Regions from separate parts of the Homo sapiens genome. Here region 1 is linked to region 2. A link is an interaction called in ENCODE POLR2A ChIA-PET data of the cell type or tissue named here. Cell type or tissue: GM12878. All regions are shown on one strand. Each heading gives the region's core, and the rest is flanking DNA. Links, peaks and the distances in the headings are about the cores only. Region 1 has its middle 27 kb from the start of KLHL23. Region 2 overlaps CFAP210 (cilia and flagella associated protein 210).

Region 1 (8,229 bases), core at 1-8,000, 78 kb after region 2:
TTCCCAGGCTGTAGCAGCTGTGGCTCAAATGACCCCAGGAACCCCAGATAAGATTGGTGCTGCTGCTCCAGAGGGCACGAGGTGGAAGCCTTGGTGATATCCACGTGGTATTAATTCTGCAGGCCCACAGAATGCAAGAGCTATGGAGATGTGGCTTCCACTTAGATTTCAGAGGATTTATTGGAAAGCCTGGGTGCCCAAGCAAAAGCCTGCGGCAGAGTCAGACCCTTCACAGCCAGCCTCTGCGAGAGTAATGCCTGGTGGATTTGCAGGAGGGCCACTGCCTTCCAGCCCCCAGAATGATAGAGCCACCAGCAGTGTGTACCTTCAGCCTGGAAAAGCCTCTGGCATTTGACTCCACCTTATGAGAGCAGCCACATGGGCTGCACCCAGAAAAGCCACAGGGATGGGTCTGCTCAAGGCCTCAGGACCCACCAGTGTGCCCAGGTTGTGGGACATAGAGGAGATTATTTTGGAGTTTTAAGATTTAATGCCTGCCCTGCTGGGTTTTGGACACGCATGGGGCCTATTACCCTTTTCTTTTCACTGATTTCTCCCATTTGACATGGGAATGTTTGACATGGGAATGCCTGTATAACCATTGTATCTTGGAATGAAATAACTTGTTTTTTATTTTACATGCTCATAGCTGAAAGGAACTGTTCTTGAATCTCAGATGAGATTTTGGACTTTGGACATTTGAGTTGGTACTGGAACAACTTAAGACATTTGGGACCGTTGAGATGGATGATTGTACTTTACATGTGGGAAGGACATCAGTTTTGGGGGCCAGGGGTGGAATGCTATGGTTTGGAAATTCTTCCCCTCCAAACCTCATGTTGAAATTTGATCCCCAGGATTGGAGATGGGGCCTAATGGGAGGTGTTTGAGTCATGGGGGCAGACCTAGAGCTGTGGTTGGCCAAGTTCCCTGCTGTTGGGACTAAGCTGGCGTGAATGAAGAGAACAGATACAGATGCCCAGTGACTGGGGATGGGGGATGATGTTAACGTCTGGTTCTAGGCCTTCCTGACACAGTTCCATTCCTGTCTTTTCCACAGTTGGATGGTGATGTGACCCAATAGATCCTTTTTTGTTTTGAATCAAGTTTCTATCTCTTGCAACGAAAAATATGCTAAGTCAAGGAAGGGCTTTGTCCCTTGTTAAAATGTAAATATTTTTGGAAAGTGTATTGTGTTTTCTATCACTTCTGTAAGAAATTACCACAAACTTAGTAGCTTAAAGTAATACAAATTTATTTTATAATTCTGCAGGATAGAAGCGTGGTACAGGATTCACCATATCAGTGTTAGGAGCCTTAATTCTCCTTTCCATGTAACCTGATACACAGATTCCAAAGATCAAGATGTAGACATCTTTAGGGGACCATTATTCTGCATACCACAGATAGTGATATATTGTCTTATCCTGACTTTCGCAATTCCATTTGATTTGAGAGGAGTTTCTGACAGAAAGAAAAAGAAAAAAACAAAAAACAATGATGGGTGTCAGGAACTCCTGAGGAGTGGAAGATAGAAAGTAGGTTTAGGAAAAAAAAAAAGAAGTTGGTGACAGGGTCATTGACTATTAGACCATTCTGCCAAGGGCTGGAAGCAAAATATAATGCAAGAGAAGTGACTAATTGTGTCAAAGATGTAGATTATCAAGAGCCCCAGGTCTTTTTGCATATTAGGAGGCCATGTAACTTGAATCTTAATTACCCTAAGCCAATCATGGATAGTCCATCCTCCTTGCCAGTGTTTGGTGGAGGAATGTATGTGAAGCAGTTCTAACCTCTAAGATATTAGAAGAAGGGTTCTAGGGGGGTGGTCCTCTACCAAAAAAAAAAAAAAAAAAAAAGGTTTTTGCTCCTAGGAGAGAGAAAGACTCAAGGTGATAAAGAGTTCATCTTTCTTGAGGCTAATATAAAAAGTTGTTTTCACATAATTTATTTGCCAATTATTATTTTGAGACAAAGTCTTGCCTGTTGCCCAGTCTGGAATGCAGTGGCCGGATCTCAGCTCACTGCAACCTCCGCCTTCTGGGTTCAAGTGATTCTCATTCCTCAGCCTCCCAAGTAGCTGGGATTACAGGTACCCCACCACCTCCAGCTAATTTTTGTATTTTTAGTAGAGATGGGATTTCACCATGTTGGCCAGGCTGGTCTCGAACTCCTGACCTCAAGTGATCTGTCTGCCTTGGCCTCCCAAAGTGCTGGAATTACAGGCATGAGCCACTGTGCCTAGCCCAATTATTATTAAATGTCAATCTATATAAGACAACCAAAGTATTTCATAATATCAAGTATTTCATAAGGTGTTTTAGCTATAGCAATTATTATTTAACAGCTAAGAAATAGAGCAGTGTAAGAAAATAATATTTATAAAGTTATGAAATATCAATACTGATATTAAGGCTTCATTAGGCCAGATGTGGTGATCACACCTATAATCCCAGCACTTTGGGAGGCCCAGGCTAGAGAATTACTTGAGGCCAGGAATTTAAGACCAGCCTGTGCAACTCTATCTCTACAAAAAAATCCAAAAAATTACCTGGGCGTGGTGACACATGCCTGTAGTCCTAGCTACTCAAGAGGTTGGGGTGGGAGGGTCACTTGAGCCTAGGAGTTTGGGGCTGCAGTGAGCTATGATCATGCCACCACACTCCAGCCTGGGTGACAGAGTGAGACCCTCTCTCTCAAAAAAAAAAAAAAAGAAAAAAAAAGCTTCATTAACTATCACAGTAGTAAATAACACAACTTACCAATGTTTCACATTTGAAAGACTCTATATGAAATTAATTCTATTGTCAAGAAATTAAATGAGAGGAATTCTCATTTTTATTGAAGGTAATAAATAAAGCATCACCTAACATTATATACTAGTCGTTTTTCTTATTTATTTATTTATTTTCTCTTGAGACGGAGTCTCGCTCTGTTGCCCAGGCTGGAGTGCAGTGGTGCGATCTCTACTCACTGCAAGCTCCACCTCCCGGGTTCACACCATTCTCCTGCCTCAGCCTCCTGAGTAGCTGGGACTACAGGAGCCCGCCACCACGCCCGGCTCATTTTTTGTATTTTTAGTAGAGACAGGGTTTCACCGTGTTAGCCAGGATGGCCTCGATCTCCTGACCTCGTGATCTGCCCGCCTTAGCCTCCCAAAGTGCTGGGTTTACAAGCGTGAGCCACCGTGTCTGGCCTTTTTTTTTTTTTTTTTTTTTTTCTGAGACGGGATTTTGCTCTTGTTGCCCAGACTGGAGTGCAGTGGCGCGATCTTGGCTCACTGCAACCTCTGCCTCCTGGGTTCAAGCGATTCTCCCGCCTCAGCCTCCTGAGTAGCTGGGATTACAGGCATGTGCCACCACGCCTGGCTAATTTTGTATTTTTAGTAGAGATGGGGTTTCTACATGTTGGTCAGGCTGGTCTCGAACGCCCGACCTCAGGTGATCTCCCCCGCCTTGGCCCCCCAAAGTGCTGGGAATACAGGTGTGAGCCACCACACCCGGCCAAGATATACTAGTCCTTTTACAAAAGAAGACATGTATGTGGCCAAAAAGCCTATGAAAAAAAGGTCGGTATCACTGATCATTAGAGAAATGCAAATCAAAACCACAGTGAGGTAATATCTCACACCAGTTAGAATAGCTATTACTAAAAAACGAAAAAAATAACAGATGCTGGTGAGGTTGTGGAGAAAGGAGAACATTTATACACTGTTAGTGGGAGTGTAAATTAGGTTCAGCCATTGTGGAAAGTAGTGTGGTGACTCCTCTAAGAGCTAAAAACAACTATCATTTGACCCAGCAGTCCCATTACTGGGTATACATATACCCAAAGGAATATAAATCATTTTACCATAAAGACACATGCCTGCAAATGTTCATTGCAGCACTATTCACAATAGTAAAGACATGGGATCAACCTAAATGTCTGTCAATGACGGATTGCAAAAAGAGAATGTGGTACACATACATCATGGGATACTATGCAACCTTAAAAAGGAGTGAGATCATGTCTTGTGGGAACATGGATGGAGCTGAAGGCTATTATTCTTAGCAAACTAATGCAGGAAGAGAAAACCAAATACTGCATGTTTTCACTTATAAATGGAAGCTAAATTCTGAGAATCCATGAACACAAGGGAGCAACAAACACTTTAGGGTGGAGGGTTGGAGGAGGGAGAGGAGCAGAAAAAATAACTATTGGGGCCAGGTGCAGTGGCTCACACCTGTGACCCCAGCATTTTGAGAGGCCAAGGCGGGTGGATCACTTGAGGTGAGGAGTTCAAGACCAGCCTGGCCAAAATGGCAAAACCCCGTCTCTACTAAAAGTATAAAAATTAGCCAGGCATGGGTGTGCATGCTTGTAATTCCAGCTACTCTGGAGGCTGAGACATGAGAATTGCTTAAACCCAGGAGGCAGAGGCTGCAGTGGGCTGAGATCATGCCACTGCACTCCAGCCTGTGCAACAGAGCGAGACTCTGCTTAAAACAAACAAAAAACACTGTTGGGTACTAGGCTTAATGCCTGGGTAATGAAATAATCTGTTCAACACACCCCCATGACACAAATTAACCTGTATATCAAACCTGCACATGTACCCCTGAACCTAAAATAAAGGTTGAAAAACAAAAACAATATAGTAGTCTTTAGTAAAATTGGGGTATATAAATTATAAAAATTCAAGAAAAGAAGAAGTTGTGACACAAATTTTATGGACTATATAGCAATGAACATAAAAATATGGCCAACAGAACTGTCTTCTTAAAATCCGGGGCATCGTCATACAGTCTTTAACTCTGAATTGAATTTCGATGTTATTTTGAAGTTGTGAGTCATAGACTGTTAAACTCGTACTGGGGCCCTCTGAGTTAAAAGATAATATTTTTGTGGGGGCCTCACTGGACGGGTGTTGAGCATCCTGCTCAAACCTCCAGTGAATATTGCAGATCCCAACTGGCCGCCTCCTAAGGGTGTTCTGAGCTGGTTTAGGAAGAGTCACTGCAAATTGTGCCACGTTGGATACACAAGATTGCCAACATTTCAACTTTTACCTTTGAAATTCAAAACAGACCACAAGATTGTATACCTACAAGTACCTACAGAGGTTCTCGTTGGGAAATCTGAAGTACCAGCACTGTATCCATCAGCCTTAATAGACTGTAGTTAATTATTACCCACTCCCCAACCTTTGTTCAGTGGCATTTAAAAGTCAGGCTGAGCATGTATAATCTGTGAACACTTTCAGCAGAGACTTGTGAAATACATCTTTCATTTGAAAGTTCACAGACAAACTTTTGTTTCTAGTTCTTTCCTGGACAGATAAATACATAAAAGTGGTACTTGTGGTTTCCCGAAGGTGTGTTTCTGCAGCCCTTCTCTAACCCTTTATAGCTTTTCCCTCCTCACACCTTGACCATCAAGGAAATGAGTCGTACCTTCTTCCCTGTCGAGAGAACACAGGCCCTCCTTGTGCGCGGGCAGACATTTGAGATTAGAGCTTTACTAGTTGTATGATTTTTTGAAAACTTTATTTACTGTTAAATATGATACGAATACAGAAATCCACATGAGACAAATGTACAGCTTGAGTTATTAAAGGGCAACTACCTTGCAACTGGCATCCATGTCAGGAGAGAATACCTTGCCAACTACCCCAGACACCCTCCACATGTATCTCCTAAACCCTTATCGATAACCTCTGTCTTCACTATGGGGATTATTTTCTTTCTCTTGGATATTATCCACCTGTATTATGAGCATCCTGTGGCTGCTGTAAAAAATTAAACTAGATGGCAACAGAAATGTGTTCTTTCAAAGTTCTGGAGCCCAGAGGTCTGAATTTGAGGTGCCAGCAGGGCTGCACCCCTGGGGGACCTAGGGAAGAATCCATTCTTTTCCAGCCTCCTGTGGTTGCTGGCATTCCTTGACTTGTGGCCACATCACTCCAATCTCTGCTCCCTGGTCACATTGTCTCCTCCTCTTCCATCTGTGTCAAATCTCCCTCTGCCTAACTCTTATAAGGACACTTGTTGTTGGATTTAGGGCCACCAGGATAATCTAGGATGACTTTCTTTTCTTTTCTTTTCTTTTTTGAGGTGGAGTCTCGCTCTGTTGCCAGGCTGGAGTGCAGTGGCAAGATCTCACCTCAATGCAACTTCCGCCTCCTGGGTTCAAGTGATTCTCGTGCCTCAGCCTCCAGAGTAGCTAGGATTACAGGCACGTGCCATCACACCCGGGTAATTTTTGTATTTTTTTTGTACAGATGGGGTTTCACCATGTTGGCCAGGATGGTCTCGATCTCCTGACCTCGTGATCCACCCGCCTTGGCCTCCCAAAGTGTTGGGATTACAGGCGTGAGCCACCACACCTGGCCTCTAGGATGATTTTCTTAAGATCCTTAATTACATCTACAAAGATCCTTTTTCCAATTAAGGTAACATTCATAGGTTCCAGGTAGTAGGACGTGGTCATATTTGCATTCAACTCACTACATCACCCAACTGTAAATCTCTAAACACTGTATTTAGCTTTGCTTTGTCTTTTAGCTCTCTTATTTTATAAATTCCTTGTCCATCTCTTCTTTATTTCAACTCCTGGCAGTGTATTTGTTGAAGAACCTTGATCATATATCCTACTTTTTCAATGTTGGTATTTTACTGATTCATGTTGTGTAGATTAGCACATTCCTCTGTTCTCTGTATGTCCTATATGTTGATACTTAGATCTAGAGGCCTAATCAGATTCAGGTTTGATTTTGTTTTTGTCAAGACTACTTCATAGGTGATGATGTGTTTGACAAAAGATACCTAACATTTGGGCCAGGTGTGGTGGCTCACGCCTGTAATCCCAGCACTTTGCGAGGCTGGGATCACTTGAGGTCAGGAATTCGAGACCATCCTGGCCAACATGGTGAAACCCCATCTCTACTAAAAATACAAAAAAATTAGCCAGGCATGGTGGCGGGCACCTGTAATCCCAGCTACTCAGTAGGCTGAGGCACAAGAATCGCTTGAACCTGGGAGGTAGAGGTTGCAGTGAGTCGAGATGGTGCCGCTGCACTCCAGCCTGGACAACAGAGTGATACTCTATCTCAAAAAAAAAAAAAAAAAAAACCTAACGTCTGGTTATCTGTGATGTTAGCAGCTGTAGATGCTCAATCCTAGATCCTTAATTCATTAAGGGTTGCAAAATGGTGATTTCCAATGCTATTGTCTCTTCCTTTTTTTTTTTTTTTTTGAGATAGAGTCTCGCTCCGTCGCCCAGGCTGGAGTGCAGTGGCACGATCTCAGCTCACTGCAAGCTCCACCTCCTGGGTTCACGCCATTCTCCTGCCTCAGCCTCCTGAGTAGCTGGGACTACAGGCGCTCGCCACCACGCCTGGCTAATTTTTTGTATTTTTAGTAGAGATGGGGTTTTACCGTGTTAGCCAGGATGGTCTTGATCTCCTGACCTCGTGATCTGCCCGCCTCGGCCTCCCAAAGTGCTGGGATTACAGGCATGAGCCACCGCGCCTGACCGCTGTTGTCTCTTCTTGGTCTATTTGTTTAAATACTTCTATAAAAAGAGACATTCCCTCATTTACTAGTTGTTTACTCAGAGTTACAGTTTGTGTAGGAAAGGCAGGTTAAATGCTTGATTCTTCCCTTTATTTACTAGTTTGCAAAATAGTTGTTAGCGTCCTCCAAAGATGATTTATTAGGTTTATTTATTTATTTTTTTGAGACAGGAAGTCTCGCTCTGTAGCTAGGCTGGAGTACAGTGGCATGATCTTGGCTCACTGCAACCTCCGCCTCCCGGGTTCAAACGACTCTCCTGCCTCAGCCTTCCGAGTAGCTGGGACTACAGGCGTGCACCACCACGCTCAGCTAATTTTTCTTGTATTTTTAGTAGAGGTGGGGTTTCACCATGTTGGCCAAGATGGTCTCAATCTCTAGACCTCGTGATCCGCCCGCCTTGGCCTCCCAAAGTGCTGGGATTACAGGTGTGAGCCACCGTGCCCGGCCGGTTAGGTTTTTAAAAAAATCATTATTTAATCATTTTTAAATCATTAATTTAAACATTTTTTTTCAGTCCACTGCAGTTACTCTTATTCATGCATGATTTATTCCATCTTGAGCCAGTGGAATCGTCTGCAGATTGTTTCCAACTACTTCAGTTAAAACCTTAATAGTTTTTGATAGCTTCTTTGCTATCTTGTATAACAAGATGCACCTGGCCCATTTTGTACAA
Region 2 (8,418 bases), core at 304-8,303:
ATTAGCCAGGCATGGTGGCGCATGCCTGTAATCTCAGCTACTCCAGGAGACAGAGGCAGGAGAATTGCTTGAACCCGGGAGGCGGAGGTTGCAGTGAGCCGAGACCTTACCATTATACTCCAGCCTGGGCAACAAGAGCGAAACTCTGTTGCAAAAAAAAAAAAAAAAAAAAAAGAAAGAAAGAAAGAAATTAAGCCTTAAACAAATAGAGAGAATATGTTCATGGTTCAGAAGATTCAATATTGTCATAATGTAACTATCTCCAAATTGATCTAGAGATTCAACACAATCCCAATAAAAATTCCAGCTGGCTTTTTCGCATGAATTGACAAGCAGATTCTAAATTTCATAATGGCCAGGTACAGTGTCTCACGCCTGTAATCCCGGCACTTTGGGAGGCCAAGGCTGGCAGATCACTTGAAGTCAGGAGTTAGAGACCAGCCTGGCCAACATGATGAAACCCAGTCTCTACTAAAAATACAAAAATTAGCCGGGCATGATGGTGCGGGCCTGTATTCCCAGCTACTCAGGAGACTGAGGCAGGAGAATTGCTTGAACCCGGGAGGTGGAGGTTGCAGTGAGCCGAGATCACACCACTGCACTCCAGACTAGGCGACAGAGTGAGACTCCATTTCAAAAAAAATAAAAATAAAATAAAAAATTAAAATTAAAAGAATCATAAGGATGTGCAAAGGACCTAGAATAGTGAAAACAACTTTGAAAAAGAAATGATTTCAAGACCTATTATTAAATCTACAGTCATCAAGACAGTGTATTATTGGAGTAAAGACAGATAAATAGAGCAATAAAACAGAATAGATAGTGCAGAAATGTCGCCTGAATATATATACGCAAGTGGATTTTCAAGAAAAGTTCAAAGGCAATGTAGTGGATAAAGAATGGTATTTTCAATAAATTATGCAAGAACAATTGATCTTCATACACAAAAACAAAAAAAATCAATACCTCATTGCATATAAGCACATATTTAAAATGGTTCATAGACCTATACAGGAAACCAAAAAATATGTATTTCTTTCCAACTTTTATTTTAGGTTCAAAGGCTACATGCGCAGGTTTGTTACACAGGTAAATTGCAAGTCACAAGGATTTGGTGTGCAGATAATTTTGTCACCCAGGTAATCAGCATAATATCCAGTCGACATCTTCCTCCCACCCTCCTCCATCCTTAAGCAGGTGCCAGTGTCGGCTGGGCGCAGTGGCTCAGGCCTGTAATCCCAGCACTTTGGAAGCCGAGGCAGGTGGATCACGAGGTCAGGATATCAAGACCATCCTGGCTAACATGGTGAAAACCCATCTCTACAAAATAAAATACAAAAAATTAGCCAGGCATGGTTGCAGATGCCTGTAGTCCCAGCTGCTCAGGAGGCTGAGGCAGGAGAATGGCGTGAACCCTGGAGGTGGAGCTTGCAGTCAGCCGAGATTGCCCCACTGCACTCTAGCCTGGGTGACAGAACGAGACTCCATCTCAAAAAAAAAAAAAAAAAAAAAAAGGTGCCAGTGTCTACTGTTACCTTCTTTGTGTCCATGTGTACTCAGCATTTACCTCCCACCTATAAGTGAGAACATGCAGTATTTGGTGAAATCTAAAATTTTAAAACTTCTAAAAGAAAACATAGGAGAAAATCTTTGTGACATTAGATTAGGTAAAGATTTCTTGGATAAGCCACTAAAAGAATGATATATACAAGAAAAATTGATAAACCATACTTCACTAAAAGTAAAAACTTTTGCTTTTCAAAAGACACAGTAAGGAAATGAAAAGTCAAGATATAGAGTGGGAGAAAATATTTTCAAGTCAAATACCTAATAATGAATTTGTATTTGGAATATAGTTTAAAAATTATCTAAGCTCAATGACAAAACTAATTTTAAAATGGGAAAAATATTTGAATGGATACATCAACAAAGAAGATATACTGATAGAAAATAAGTTCAGGAAGAGATATTCAACATCATTTTTACTTAGAGAAATTCAAATTAAAACTATAATGAGATATTGCACACCTATTAGAATGTTTATAATTAAAAAGACCAACTATACCAAGTGTTGTTGAGGATGGAGAGGAAATAGAACTCTCAAAGATTATTATTGGGAATGCAAAATTACAACTACTTTGGATAACAGTTTGGAAGTTTCTTACAAAGTTAAATATACACCTATCATAAAAGACAGCTATTCTACACGAAGATATTTACTAAGAGAAATGGAAGCATATGTCCATACATAGACTTATAAGTGAATGTTCATAGCAGCTTTGTTTGTAATAGCCAAAAAGGGAAACAGCTCAAATGTCAACGTTTCATTGATGTCAACCATCAAAAAGTGACCAAATAAACAAACTGTGGTATATCCATACAATGGAATACGATTCAGCAATAAAAATTAACAATTGATACCCACAACATGAATGAATCTCAAAGTAATTGTGTTGAATGAAATCTGTAATAGGAAGCAGATCGGTGGTTACCTAAGGATCCAGAAGAGGAGCAGGGAGAAATAAGAGGGAACAAAACAGGTCATGAGGAAATTTTGGGGTGAAGAACATGTTCATTATCCTAATAGTAATGATGGTTTTGGGGTTTATACATATGTCAAAATTATAGGATTGTACATTTCAAATATGTCCAATTCATTGTATATCACTTATACCTAAATAACACTGTTGAAAATATGTTTCGATGCATTTTTATGAAATTTTACATGTAAAAAAATTTATAAAAAGAAGCATAAGAGTACTAAGAAACAAGAGTAAGTCTTCAGTGCATGTGTACTCCTGGATGGTTAATACTTACTGCATATGTATTAGTCCAGTGTTTTACCACTTCTTGAGATCGCAAATGCATTTCTTTCTTTGCCTTTCTTTCTGCACGGAGGCATGCTGCTTCTCTTGTCAACCTGTCAAGGCTATCTTGAATCCTTTTCCACTCATCGTGTGGAATTATGGTGACCTGCTGGAGATCTACTTTGCTAGGTAGAAGAGGCAGATAGAGAACTTGATCTTCTTCAGAGTTTCTTATTTCTAATAAATTGTAAAAAATGATTATTAAAGACTTACGGGAACAGTTTAAGTGATATTCGTCTGAGAAGTTCCGATATTGGCATGATAACTGGAAATTATTTCAAATACTTAATTTACTCTTGTTATCCTAAGAACAGCTATGATTAAGTGAAAAAAAAAATACAAAGCCTTGAAATCAGAAGGCATATATTTGAGTCCTTGCTTAATCACTTCCTTACTGTGTAAACTTGGGCAAGTCATTTAACTTTTTGGAATCTCAGTATCCTCATCTTTAAAATAGAGATCTCCTAGTAATACCCATCCCAACAGCTTGTTATAAAAGTATTTTTCAAAGTTAACAAAGTGGCAGTTTATAAATGGATAACTTTGTGGGTGGGTGTTCATCTTTTGGGGCTGTAGGCACTATGACTGACTCTACTCAACCTCTTCCCACTGAGCAGCAGCAACATAATTTGGAGAACTCACTATAGTCCCAGGGTGGGCCTAATTGGTTTAAGAACACTTGTATCTCCATTGTCAATCATTATTTCTTTAAAAAGCAAAGAAACAGGACAAAAGGTTTACTTGCAACTTTTAGAAAAGTTCTTCCTTGTTCTTCTGGGAGAGACATCCAAAAGACTCTCAAGCTAAGTTTGAACAAGGAAGAAAGACAGACAAACAGCTATGACCACAAGATAAACCAGCCTTGAATGAAGTTATTATTGCAAAGAAGCTGTTACTGCAAAGAAGAAACAATGGGAGAATCTGAGGCAATGATGATCTCTTTATTCTGCTAATCAACTCAACCTGAAGCCTGGAGTTCCTGTTATAAAGTTAAAAAATGTCCTTATTTTTGAAGATGATTGAGTTGGGTGTTCCGTTATATGAATTTAAAGCATCCTAAATGAAACAGTGGAACTCATAACAGATCTCCTTGGAAAAACGGTCCTACCCTTTTAATCGATCAAGGTTCTTAATTACTAACAGCCAAACTTACTCTAACTAATTTAGGCAGAAAAGGAATTAATTAAGGGGCATTAAGTAATGGACTCAATCTCCTAGAGAGCCATAGTCATCCTTATAAGCTATATATGCAAGACATCATACAAACCACATCATGAGGTTCCAGTGAGGGCCCATGGCAACCGGCTTTGTGTAGGCATCTCAACTTGCCCCATTTACAACTTGCCCCACTGGATACCATTTACTTGAATACTTGAATCTTCGCCACTGTTGCCTCTGAAATTGGTACTCTGTTGTTGCCATTTTCTATACACACACACACACACACAAACTGATTCAACATGCTGTTTGTTTCCTTATATTGCTCTCTTCAGAATATAAATCTGGCATATGTAAAATTGATTGGCTGAGTCTTTGTCCCATGCTTGCACTCTAACTGTAAGGGTGGCTGAAAAAGTGAATTCTGCCTTCTGTCTTAAGGAGGTAAGACATCAAAGGAAGGAAATTCACCAAAATAGGAAAGGCATTTGAACAACGATGGGTGGCCACAGGCATAACAAAGGTAGGACAGCAGAGTGGGTAAGAGTGTGGATTCTGGAGTCAGACTACCTGAACTTTTTCTGAACATACCATATATTAACTATATGAATCTAGATAAAATTATTTTACCCTTCTGAATCTGTTTCCTTAATTGCAAAATGGGGTCATTAACAGTATCTACTGTACGTAAAGAATTTAAGACTAGCGCCTGGTACATAATATGTTCTCAACAAATATTAGCTATTATTATTTTTACTATTAGTATGAGGAGAAGAATGAAACAAGTAGAGAGAAAGGCAGAAGCAAGAAAATCACGTGGTTCCAGAAAGAGAAAGATACTGAAAGAAAAGCCTTTAGGACCAAATAAAGTCTTCTTGGGGTTTAAATTAAGGCAGGTAGAGGTGAGAACTTGGTGACTAAACTAAAGTGTGAGTTTACAACCACAGGCACTATCTTGCCTACCACATACCAAACCTCTGCACGCAAAATAAAGCCAAACAAAGCTGATTTTATCATGAATCTTTAGTTGCAAAGAGTATCATCATGACTCTTTAGTTGCAAATGACTAATCTAACTCACAGCAGTTACGATAAAAAGAAGAATACTGTGTCTCCCGTATCTGGGGATTGTGGTGTAACTTGATTCAGAACACTGTTCTACTTAAGAGTCATGACCAATACATCCTTACAGCCTTGTAACAAATTTCCTTTATTTTGCCTAAACCAGCTCAGCTTGGCTTTTGTTACCTGCAATCAGAAGCTAACCAAACAACGGTCTCTAAGTTAAACCATCTGCCTTTTGATTAACAAATTGCTAGGCATGTTAATATCTTTGTCTGACCCAAGAGTCATTCTAAACTTAATTCGCTAAAATTCTAAAGAGGGTCAGTATAGCACATGGCCTATTCTGGCAGGAGCTGCTCTCCACAAAGTATACAGTGGTAAGTGGGCCTTGGCAGCGGTGGCAGGAGAGCAGGATGTTAGAAAGCTATGCAGTGCAAAGTGTGATCCCTCCTGTTTGACATCTCAAATCTTTAGTAGAGTTAACTGTTCACAGGATGTTTTATTCAAATAGATCTTTTCATGGACTCTGACACAGGAACAAACAAAGAGAACAGCCACAAATGTGGGAATAGAGTTGGGTAACCACAAAGAAAAAAAAAGCCCACAGAAAGCTTGGGAAAGGCTTTTTACTATCTCAGGCCACTGAAGTTGGGGCAAGTTCCCCATATCTTTGGAGATCAGGAGAGCCCTGGTTGAGAACAGAGCTATAGATGATTTCATATATCCCCACTTTAATCCACTGGTTGATGTAAAATTTAGCTCTTAGAGGGCAATCTTACTTCCAAGATTCCTACCCCACAGTAGCTCTCATACAATGTCAGTAGAGGCTGTTAGAGAAGTTGAAGAAGGGCAGGCCACAGTTGAATGAAGGGACATGAAAGACAGAGACAGATGGACAGAGAGAGAATATAAATAGGCAGACTCGCAAGCAGGAGAGAGGGGACAAAAGCAGTGGCAAGTTACCTAAAAGTGTCTAAAATCAGTCCATGTACCTGCCATATTGACACATTTTCCATGGATTAGATCATCTTTTTATTGAGTTATAATACACATAAAAATCCGCCACTGTAAACAGTAGCATTCAATGGTTTTTACTCTACTGTCAAAGCTGGGCAACTATCACTACTATCTAATTCAGAACACTTTCATCATTCCAGAAGGAAACTCTGTATGCATTAGCAGTCCTCTCCTCCTCATAGCTCCTGGCAACCACTAATCTACTTTCTGGCTCTACGGATTTGCCCATTGGAGACATTTCATGTGCATGGAATCATACAATATGTGGCATTTTATATCTGGCTTCTTTCACTCAAATAATGTTTTCAAGGTTCATTCACATTGTAGAATGTATCAATACTTGATTCCTTTTCGTTGTTGTTGTTGTTGTTGTTGTTGAGATGAGTCTGTCTCCATCGCCCAGGGTGGAAAGCTGTGGCACAATCTCGGTTCACTGCAACCTCCATCTCCCGGGTTCAAGCAATTCTCCTGCCTAGCCTCCCAAGTAGCTGGGACTACAGTCATGCACCACCATGCCCAGCTAATTTTTTTTGTATTTTTAGTAGACATGGAGTTTCACTGTGTTGGCCAGGCTGGTCTCAAACTCCTGGCCTCAAGTGATCCACCTGCCTTGGCCTCCCAAAGTGCTGAGATTACAGGTGTGAGCAACCATGCCTGGCCCTAATTCCTTTTTATGGCTGAGTAATATTCCATTCTATAGAAGTAGCACATTTTGTTTATCCATTCATCAGTTGATGGATATTAGGGGTGTTTCCACCATTTGACTATTATGAATAATTCTGTTATGAACATTCACAGGTTTCTGTGTGGACACATATTTTTCATTATCTTTGGTATATGCTTAGGAACAGAATTATAACTCCATATTTAACATTTTGAGAAAGTACCAAATTGTTTTTCAAAGTAGCTGTACTATTTTACATTTCCACTAACAACATACGAAGGTTTCAATTTCTCCACATCCTTCCCAACAGTTATTACTGTCCCTTTATTTTTTCACTCATCCTAGTGGGTGGGAAGTAGTATCTCACTGTAGTGTTGATTTGTATTTCTATAATAGCTAATGAAGTTGAGCATCATTTCATGTGCTTATTGGCTATTTATACATCTTGTTTGGAGAAATATCAGTTCAAATCATTTGTCCCTTTTTAAAAATGGGCTGTCTTTTTATTGTTGAGTTGTAAGAATTCTTTATAATCTGGATTATAGATCCTTAGCATATATATAATTTACAAATATCTTCTCCCATTCGGTGGATGTATTTGCACTTTTTGATAGTGTTCTTTGATGTATTAATACTAAAGTTTTTAATTTTGAGGAAGGCCAAATCTGTTTTTCTTGGGTTGATTGTGCTTTTGGTGTCATATCTAAGAAATTGTTGCCTAATCCAAGATAATAAAGATGTATGTATAAGTTTTCTTCTAATAGTTTTATAGTTCTAGCTTTTATATTTAGTTATATGATTCATTTCAAACTAATATTTGTATGTGGTGTGAGGTGTCTATAAATTTGGGAGTCAAAATTCATTATTTTGCATATGGATATCCACTTATCCCAGCACCATTTGTTAAAAATTCTACTCTTTCCCCATTGCATTAACATTCTTGTCAAAACCCACTTAGTATAGATGTATGGGTTTATTTCATTATTTCTATTACACTCATCTATATGTCTTTCCTTAAGCCAACACCACAATCTCTTGGTGACTGTAGTTTTTTTTATTGTTTTTAGAAACAGGGTCTCTCTATGTAGCCCTGGCTGGAGTGCAGTGGCTATTCATAAGCACAACCATTGTGCACTACACCCTCGAACTCCCGGTCTCAAGTGATCCTTCTGGCCACAACCACCTGAGTAGCTGGGACTATAGGTGCACATTCCCATGTCCAGCCAATGAGTGTAGCTTTGTAGTAAGTCTTAATATCATGAAGCGTGAGTCCTCCTACTTATTAATATTTCTTCAGATTCAAAATTGTTTTAGCTATTCTATTGTCCTTTTCATTTCCATATGAATTCTAAGATCAGCTTGTCAATATCAACAAAAAAGCCAAGTAGAATTTTGATAGGAATTGTGTTGAATGTGTAGATCAATTTGGGAAGTATTGCCATCTGTCTTAGTCCATTTTCTGTTGCTATAACAGAATACCTGAAACTAGATAATTTATAAAGAACAGGATTTTATTTCTTAGAATTATAGAGGCTCAGAAGTGCAAGGTTGAGGGGCTGCATTTGGTGAGGGCTTTCTTGCTGGTAAGGTCTCTCTGCAGAGTCTGGAAGTAATGCAGGGCATCATATGGCAAGGGGGCTGAGGATGC

The links. ChIA-PET counts read pairs that join two places held together with the same protein. Peaks named below come from ENCODE experiments on the same cell type or tissue, not always from the same donor. Only the 100,000 strongest peaks of a DNase experiment are listed, where the experiment ranks them.
Region 1: POLR2A ChIA-PET joins it to region 2 with 5 read pairs; 5 of 35 experiments call an interaction of 5 or more read pairs at or near these places.

The regions. Positions count from the first base shown.
Region 1 is chr2:169,756,573-169,764,801 of GRCh38, forward strand. No RefSeq gene overlaps it. Among named protein-coding and RNA genes, the nearest start is that of KLHL23, 27 kb to the left of the region's middle. In GM12878, for the core only: no CTCF peak of the experiment used is centred there; DNase peaks (open chromatin) are centred at 3,579 and 5,378.
Region 2 is chr2:169,678,190-169,686,607 of GRCh38, forward strand. CFAP210 (cilia and flagella associated protein 210) reads right to left here. Exons shown (of 9, transcript NM_001085447.2): 2 at 2,818-3,044. Among named protein-coding and RNA genes, the nearest start is that of CFAP210, 12 kb to the right of the region's middle. In GM12878, for the core only: no CTCF peak of the experiment used is centred there; no DNase peak of the experiment used is centred there.